Regions from separate parts of the Homo sapiens genome. Here region 2 is linked to region 1. A link is an interaction called in ENCODE POLR2A ChIA-PET data of the cell type or tissue named here. Cell type or tissue: A673. All regions are shown on one strand. Links, peaks and the distances in the headings refer to the core of each region. The heading gives the core; the rest is flanking DNA.

Region 1 (4,398 bases), core at 159-4,158:
GTCTGCCTCGGCCTCCAAAGTGCTGGGATTACAGGTTTGAGGCACTGCACAACTGGCCTGGACTGTCAAAATTCTTAAGTCATGAGATGCATGACCTGGCTGTGACAACTTCCTATTCCTAGCCAATGATGACTGTGAAATACATATCAATTTTAGACATGTTAATATGTGGGAAAATATACATCTAGAATTGAAGAAATATAGTAATCAATGTAACATCACAAAGTATTGGCTTGCACGTGAGGCAACAGGCTGTTGAAAGTATAAATTGGTATGATGATTTTGGAAAACAGCATAGTATTGTTTAGTAATTCTTCTCCTAGGTATATTCCCTAGAGAAACTTTTGGAGCATGTCCCAAGAGATATGTACAAGAAGTTTACAGCAGCATTCTTTTAATAGCCCCAAACTGGAAACAACCAATCAGTTGAGAAAGCCAATCAGTAAGAGAATTAATAAGTATATTGTGGTGTATTCATGTGGTGGAATGCTATACAACAATGGAAATGGATAACAGTTATACACATCAGTGTGGATGAATTTCACAAATATAAACGAGTGAAAAAGCAAATCAGAAGCCAGGAGTATCAGCACACACCTGTGATCCCAGCTACTTGGGAGGCTGAGGTGGGGGGATTGCTTGAGCCTGGGAGTTCGGTTCCAGCCAGGGCAACATGCTGAGACCCAGTTTCTTAAAGAAAAAAAAAAAAAAAAAATCACAAAAGAAACATGCATGCCTATAGTCCCAGCTACTGCGGGGGCTGAGGTGGGATGATCAGTTGAATCTGGGAAGCTGAGGCTACGTGAACCATGATCGAGCCACTGCACTCCAGTCTAGGCAACAGAGAGAGACCCTGTCTTAAAGATACATACAGGCAAACCAAACCATATATTTTAGGGTTAAAAATATAGGTAATAATTTTCTTGCTTTTCTGTAGTTTCGTTGGGTAAGTGGTCACTTCTAGAGTGGGAAGGTGAATGGAAGAGGGCACGTAGGGTGCTTCAAAGATATAAACAGACAGTATTTATAAATAAAATACTGGCCAGGCGCAGTGGCTCATGCCTGTAATCCCAGCACTTTGGGAGGCTGAGGTGGGCAGATCACTTGAGGTCGGGAGTTTGAGACCAGCCTGACCAACATGGAGAAACCCCATCTCTACTAAAAATACAAAATTAGCCAGGCGTGGTGGTGCATGCCTGTAATCCCAGCTACTCGGGAGGCTGAGGCTGGAGAATTTGCTTGAACCGGGGAGGCGGAGGTTGCAGTGAGCCGAGATTGTGCCATTGCACTCCAGCCTGGGCAACAAGAGCGAAACTCCATCTCAAAAAAAAAAAAAAAAAAAAAAGAAGGAACTGGCCTGGCGCTGGTCATAATGATGTAATAGCATATATATATTATATATTTCACAATAAGAAGGTTAAAAACTAACAGTGGAAAGAAATATGCCAAAATATTAAGAGTTGTTGCTTCTGAAAAGTAGGATTGGGGTGATTTGTTTTCCTTTTCTTAGATTTTTATATATCACAAATTTATAGCATAGTTAAATCTTACTTTTGAACTTGGACTCAAAGTTCAGGCAGATATGGGTTCAAAGGCCAGATCTATTGCTACTTTGCTGTTTCATTTTGGACAATATATATATATATATAATTTAATAGAGTGCTATATTACGTATAGATTTTGGGCAAGTTACTTAAGAGAATTAAACTATACTTAGACTATAAATATACTATATTGTTTTATACTATGTTTAAATTTAGTATATTGATTACTGTATTTCTCAATTTCCGTATTGGTAAATTGGGAACAATAATAATAGTTACCTCAGATTGTTAGGAGGCTTAAATGAGATAATGAAATGCTAAGTACAATGCCTGACATAGTACTTAATAAAAACTGTGATTATCATTATGCAGTATGTGTTTTCTTGGTTATGATCTTACAATAAGCAGTTGAAAATTTTTATGTAAAATAAATTACCTCCTCAATTTTTGTCCCCTTGACAGTTATTTCAGATATGTTTCTAAGTTGTATGTATGCTCAAAGGTTTGTTTGGTAGGGTCATTTAAGCAGTGGGAATCAGACAATGTCAGAGATAAGCATGACTGAAGGGTTTATTTGTTTCTTGCATAAATGCAAAAACTGAATACAGAGTGATGAAATCACTGGCCAGGAGTCATAAAGATTGCTGTGTTCTTATCCTTTCCTTAACTACATATTTTTTTTTTTTTGAGACGGAGTCTCGCTCTGTTGCCCAGGCTGGAGTGCAGTGGCGCGATCTCAGCTTGCTGCAAGCTACGCTTCCTTGGTTGACGCCATTCTCCTGCTTCAGCCTCCTGAGTAGCTGGGACCACAGGCGCCCGCCACCACACCTGGCTAATTTTTTTGTATTTTTAATAGAGACGGGGTTTCACCGTGTTAGCCAGGATGGTCTCGATCTCCTGACCTTGTGATCCGCCCAACTAGGCCTCCCAGAGTGCTGGGATTACAGGTGTGAGCTACCACACCTGGCCTTTCTTAACTAAATTTTTAAAGCATGCACTCCCTTGTAACCTGACCTACATGGGTATAAATATATTCTGTGTCCTTGGGGCTAATTCATCCTGTCCTTCCCAGCCCAACAGATGTACTGTGCAGGCTGTCAGAACCCTCTCCGGTTGTATGTAATCCTGCTCACTGTGGTTATTTAATCCTGTTGACTGCTTCCTTGTAGACCAAGAGGATGCTGGTGGAAAAGATGGGCCGAGAAGCTGTGGAGCTAGGGCATGGGGAGGTGAACATCACAGGGGTGGAAGAGAACACCCTGATTGCCAGCCTTTGTGATCTCCTGGAAAGGATCTGGAGTCATGGACTACAAGTGAAACAGGTAATGTATGTCTTGCCTCTCATTGCTGAGCAAATTGTCTTCCTGTTTTCAGTTACTAGCTTTCCCACACTCTTTTTGTCCAGCTGACTGGCTTTGAAGAATGGTGCACAGTGCCCTGGAGTGAGATTTGAAATAAACAATTAAATAAATGTGATCCAAACTATTTTCCTTAAAGATAGGCTTTATAAATCTGTGTGTTTGTCAGACTTTTAAAAAGAGGCATCTTTCTTCCTGGGGGTAGAGCTGAAGGCCAACCTGATAGGTCCTGTTTGGCAGCTGGCCCTAGTCTAGAGATAGACCAGAAAGAGAGAAGTTGGAGCTCAGGAAGTACCAGTCATACACTAAAGGTTCTTCACTAATCATATATTCACAGTGGAAAAAAAGTCTGTCATTAACATTTCTTTTGTATGCAGATGGTTTAACTAAACATTTGAGAGAAGGCCTCAGGAAGTTGAGTAAGTTTGATTTTTCCACTTAATACCCAGAGAATTTCCTTATTTCAAAATACTCTGTTTTCAATTGGTAGTCAAGATAGATACCTTTTATTTTTATGTATTTTTAAATTTGAAAATAACTTGAAATTTTTTGAAAAGAAGTTTTATCATGGAAAAATTAGAAAATACATATTAGTATCCATTGGTATTTCTCAAGGGCCTACTATGTCAGGTACTGTTGTAGGCACTAGAAATACCTCAGTGAACAAAACAGACCAAGATCTCTTGCCTTCCTGTGTCATTCTAATGGGTATAGCAACAATCTTCCACACATGTTCTTCAGAGCATTCTTCTGTGTACATATGCCCATGCGTATATAGCTGTATATTTAAAAACCCAGTGGAACCACAATGAGATACTATTTCACATCCACTGGAGTAGTTAAAATAAGTAACAAGTGTTAAGGATGTGGAGAAATGGGAACTTTCATACATTGCTGATGGGAATGTAAAATGGTGCAGCCACTTTGGAAAACAGTCTGGCAGTTCCTCAAAATGTTAAACAGTTCTTATATGACCTAGCAAGCCCACTTCTAGATACATACTCAAGATAAGTGAAAACATATGTCTACACAAAAACTTGTATACAAATGTTCATAGCAGGCCAGGCGCAGTGGCTCACACCTGTAATCCCAGCACTTTGGGAGGCCAAGACAGGTGGATCACTTGAGGTCAGGAGTTTGAGACCAGCTTGATCAACATGGTGAAACCCCGTCTCTACCAAAAATACAAAATTAGCCAGGTGGTGGTGCATGCCTGTAATCCCAGCTGCTTGGGAGGCTGAGGCAGGAGGATCGCTTGAACCCAGGAGGCAGAGGTTGCAGTGAGCCAAGATTGCACCATTGCACTCCAGCCTAGGCAACAAGAGTGAAACTCTGTCTCAAAAAAAAAAAAAAAAGAAAAAAAAGTTCATAGCAGCATTAGTCATAATAGTGTCATCTTATGTGGCTATTATGACCCAGATATTTATCAGCTGATGAGTGGGTGACCTAAATTTGGTATAATACATTGGAATATTATTGAGCAATAAAGGGAATAA
Region 2 (4,398 bases), core at 162-4,161, 310 kb before region 1:
CTCAGGTGATCCGCCTGCATCGGCCTCCCAAAGTGCTAGGATTACAGGCATGAGCCAACATGCCCAGGCAAAAAATTGCATTTAAGAGGAAGAAATAGGTTAGGCAAAGTGGTTCATGTCTGTGACCCCACTGCTTTGGGAGGTCGGAGCAGGAGGACTGCTTGAGGCCAGGAGTTCAGGACCAGCCTGAGCAACATAGCAAGACCCTATATTTAACAAAAAAAATTAATCAGAAAATAAAAATTTAAAAATCAGCTGGCTGTGGTGACACACACGTGTAGTCCTAGCTGCTCAGGAGGCTGAGGCAGGAAAGCCCCTTGAGCCCAGGAATTCAGGGCTATAGTGAGCTATGATTGTACCACTGCACTCTAGCCTAACAAAGATCTTATCTCTAAAATACAGAAATGAATAAAATATGAAGTTAACCATTTCAATGTTACATTGTGATTTTATTTCTGAATCATTTAAAAAAGGAGCCAAGGCTGCTTTTAAAATATGAAATTAAGGCTGGGTGCAGTAGCTAACGCCTATAATCCCAGCACTTTGGGAGGCTGGCTTGAGGCCAGGAGTTTGAGATTAGCCTGGCAACAGAGTAAGACCCTGTCTCTACAAAAAATGAAAAAACTAGCTGGGAGAGGCAGCATGCACCTGTAGTCCCAGCTATTCAGGAGGCTGAGGCAGGAGGATCCCTGAGCCCAGGAGTTTGAGGCTGCAGTGAGCTGTGCTTGTGCCACCACAATCCAGCCTGGCAACAGAGTGAGACCCTGTCTCTTAGAACAAAAGCCAACCAAAAAAACAAAATGTGGCCTCTACTTTAAGTCTTCCAGGGACCAGTCATTTGGTTTGCTGTTCCAGCTTGTCACTGGACAGCTCAAATTGTAGGAAAATTTTTCCTTAAATCATGCTTAAATCTGCCACCTTGTACTTTAATGAATAAATACAATTCTTTCCCATGACAACAATTCAGAAGCTAAACACAGGTCTTCTTTCCCCCACCACTCCCACTTCTCCCTTATTTTATTCATACTTTCAAAGTTATTTTACCTTTGGAGGTGTGGTGAATAAATGCTGTGGTACCATCTTCTAACTGTACTGCTTGACCATCCTCTAGACGCAAACTGTCCCCTGCTCAAGAACAATGCTTACATTTAGATCTCATGTTTTCTAGCACATTCCAATTAACTCACTTAGCAACAAGAGTCAATAAACCATTAACACATTATAACAATCTATACTTGCTTCATGAGTCTTTGAACATTTAAGTAAGTTCAGTAAAGCTTCCCTGCGTCAGTGTTTAAAGGTAAAAAGACATTAGAATATTGGTTTTAGAAATATACACCAGTATTAAAGAGAGTTGAAAGAAGGGGAAAAATGAAGAAAATGAGAGACATGTAAGATTCAGCTCAAAAAACAGAAACATTCACTCAGGACTGTTACTCATTTATCTCCACAGTGCAGTCCAGTAACTTCTTTTCCATTATCTTTACGAGAAAGTCTTGGTTAAGATCCACTCTGTGGCATCTATAATCTCCCTTTACAGAAGGAGGACTTGAGAACAAGACCAAGTTTAGGTAGTAAGAGGGAGCTGCAGGTAGCAAATACTAAAAGCTGAGAATTAAAATGGTTTCCCGTGCTGTTATCTTAAATACTTACTACTTTTAGGTATGGGTACATGTTGAACATAGGCCGCAGAACCATCTTCCAACTGAATGACCTGGCCATCTATGAGTTTTGCATCTATAACAAAAGATTCAAGACAATAAATTGGCACAAACAAAAATTTTAAACTTTATACAATTTCAAAATGATATCAACTATAAAAACATACACAACTTAAGCTCGTGTTCATCTTGATTCTTCCCTCAATGTTCTGAGGCAATTCAATAACACATCCAGTGATCCTACAGAAAGCAGAAAATCCTCCCTCAGCCATCCTTCCTCCCCTGCAATTTTCAATTAGATGAGGTCAAGAGGAAGAGTGGCTCATCACAGCAGGCTACATGAGTTGGACTGCTTTATACCTTTCAGAGTCACTTAGAATCAGTGACCATGACCAGTGGGGAGTTGAAGCTGGGAAGACAGACAGATTATGTCAGTGTATGTGAGATCATCTGTCATTCTCATCCCTGAGGGCTATAAGACCCCTGTTTATGTATGCATGTGCTCAGTAGGTTTCCATAGAAACAAAGAGTTTTTGAGGACTTGGCTGTTTCCTGGAGCAAAGCAAACACTAATTCAGAGACAATGTCAGATAAGCAAAACCAAATGTCTTTTTTTTTTTTTTTTGAGACAGAGTTTTGCTCTAGTTGCCCAGGCCGGAGTGCAATGGCGTGATCTCGGCTCACTGCAACCTCTGCCTCCCGGGTTCAAGCGACTCTCCTGCCTCAGCCTCCTGAGTAGCTGGGATTACAGGCATGCGCCACCATGCCCAGCTAATTTTGTATTTTTATTACAGAAAACGGTTTCTCCATGTTGGTCAGGCTGGTCTCGAACTCCCGACCTCAGGTGATCTGCCCGCCTCGGCCTTCCAAAGCGTTGGGATTACAGGCGTGAACCACCATGCCCGGCCCCAAATGTCTTTACTCTTACAGGTATTTGGTAAAAATACGAAATAATGACCCAAGGTAAAGAAGCAAGAAAGGTCTTACTAGAAAATAGTAAGACATACTCCCTGCTCTCCTCTCTCCCACTAATTTTGATATCCCAGGGTATCTTCCAAATATCTCAAAGGACTATTCCAAATTATAAAAAAAAAAAAAAAAAGAATTAAACTGAAATGACTTAAAATCATCATATGCAATACAGCATCTTTAGGAGACATAGGAAAGGTGGTATAGCTTCTAGGTGCTCCAACTCACAGGTTATAAATCACTGGTATTAACCAATCAGCCATATGTGAGGCACATACCTTTAGAATTGTGTTGTATGTAAGCAGTAGAACCATCTGCAAGTGTTACTGCTTGCAAGCTTACGCCTTCCATATTTTCTAAGTTGTCACCATCTATTACAAAAAAATCAATATTTTCTTTAGACAGCTAGCATATGGACATGCTGATTAATTTTTTTTTCAAATAAAGATCAGAAAAAAGGTAAACTGCTTAACTCAGACTCAAAATGAGATTTAGCGGCCGGGTGCAGTGGCTCACGCCTGTAATCACGGCACTTTGGGAGGCCAAGGCAAGTGGATCATGAGGTCAGAAGTTCGACACCAGCCTGGCCAATGAGGTGAAACCCCGTCTCTACTAAAAATATAAAAATTAGTCGGGCGCGGTGGCATGCACCTTGTAGTCCCAGCTACTTGGGAGGCTGAGGCAGAAGAATCGCTTGAACCCAGGAGGCAGAGGTTGCAGTGAGCCGAGATTGTGCCACTGCCCTCCAGCCTGGGCGACAGAGCCAGACTCCGTCTCAAAAAAAAGAAAAAAAGTGAGATTTAGCACTTACCAAAAACAGGCTGGGAACAATGGCTCATGCCTGTAATCCCAGCACTTTTGGAGGCTGAGGTGGGTGGATGGCTTGAGCCCAGGAGTTTGAGACCAGCCTGGGCAACATGGTGAAACCCTGTCTCTACTAAAAATAAAATAATTAGCTGGGCACGCTGGTGGGTGCCTGTAGTCTCAGCTACTTGGGAGGCTGAGGTGACAGGATGTCTTAAGCCAGAAGGCTGAGGCTACAGTGAGCCGTGATCATACCACTGCACTCCAGCCTGGGCGATAAAGCAAGACCTTGTCTCAAAAAAAAAAAACAAAAGAAAAGAAAAGAAAAAGAAAAAGAAAAAAAAAATTCCCTGCCCTCCTGTACCCACACCAAGATAAAAAATACACATAGAGGCTGGGCGCAATGGCTCATGCCTGTAATCCCAGCACTTTGGGAGGCCGAAGCAGGTTGATTACCTGAGGTCAGGAGTTTGAGACCAGCCTGGCCAACGTGGTGAAACCCCGTCTCTACTAAAAATACAAAATTAGCCGGACGTGGTGGCACATGCCTGTAATCCCAGCTACTCGGGAGGCTGAGGCAGGAGAATCACTTGGACTTGGGAGGCAGAGGTTGCAGTGAGCCGAGAGCAGACCATCGCACTCCAGCCTGGGCGACAAGAGTAAAACTCCGTCCCGTTTCAAAAAAAAAAACACCAAAACACCTCATAAAAAGACCTAGGTTTATATTGTTTTCTGCTAAATCAGGAACTAGGAAGTTGTAAATTTTTTTTCTTTTAAGATAAATGATATTTTCAAACGCATCCCTTCAAACACAACTGCTCACCTGCCACGGTGACTGCCTCTGTCAAGCACAGCGTAACATGTTGCGCCTCCATCCCTCCTCCAGGAAACTCTGTCATTCCCTGAGAATCTCGATTTATTTGGGCTAACAACATCTTCTACCTTGAAGAAAAATAAAGACACT

Evidence for each region. ChIA-PET counts read pairs that join two places held together with the same protein. Peaks named below come from ENCODE experiments on the same cell type or tissue, not always from the same donor. Only the 100,000 strongest peaks of a DNase experiment are listed, where the experiment ranks them.
Region 2: POLR2A ChIA-PET joins it to region 1 with 5 read pairs; 13 of 35 experiments call an interaction of 5 or more read pairs at or near these places.

Annotation. Positions count from the first base shown.
Region 1 is chr11:9,159,181-9,163,578 of GRCh38, reverse strand. It overlaps DENND5A (DENN domain containing 5A), which reads left to right. Exons shown (of 23, transcript NM_015213.4): 12 at 2,714-2,866. Among named protein-coding and RNA genes, the nearest start is that of SCUBE2, 70 kb to the right of the region's middle. In A673, for the core only: no CTCF peak of the experiment used is centred there; no DNase peak of the experiment used is centred there; H3K27ac peaks cover 691 bases.
Region 2 is chr11:9,471,280-9,475,677 of GRCh38, reverse strand. It overlaps ZNF143 (zinc finger protein 143), which reads right to left. Exons shown (of 16, transcript NM_003442.6): 2 at 4,258-4,376; 3 at 2,909-3,001; 4 at 1,654-1,737; 5 at 1,045-1,128. The coding sequence starts at 4,369. Among named protein-coding and RNA genes, the nearest start is that of ZNF143, 12 kb to the right of the region's middle. In A673, for the core only: no CTCF peak of the experiment used is centred there; a DNase peak (open chromatin) is centred at 2,087.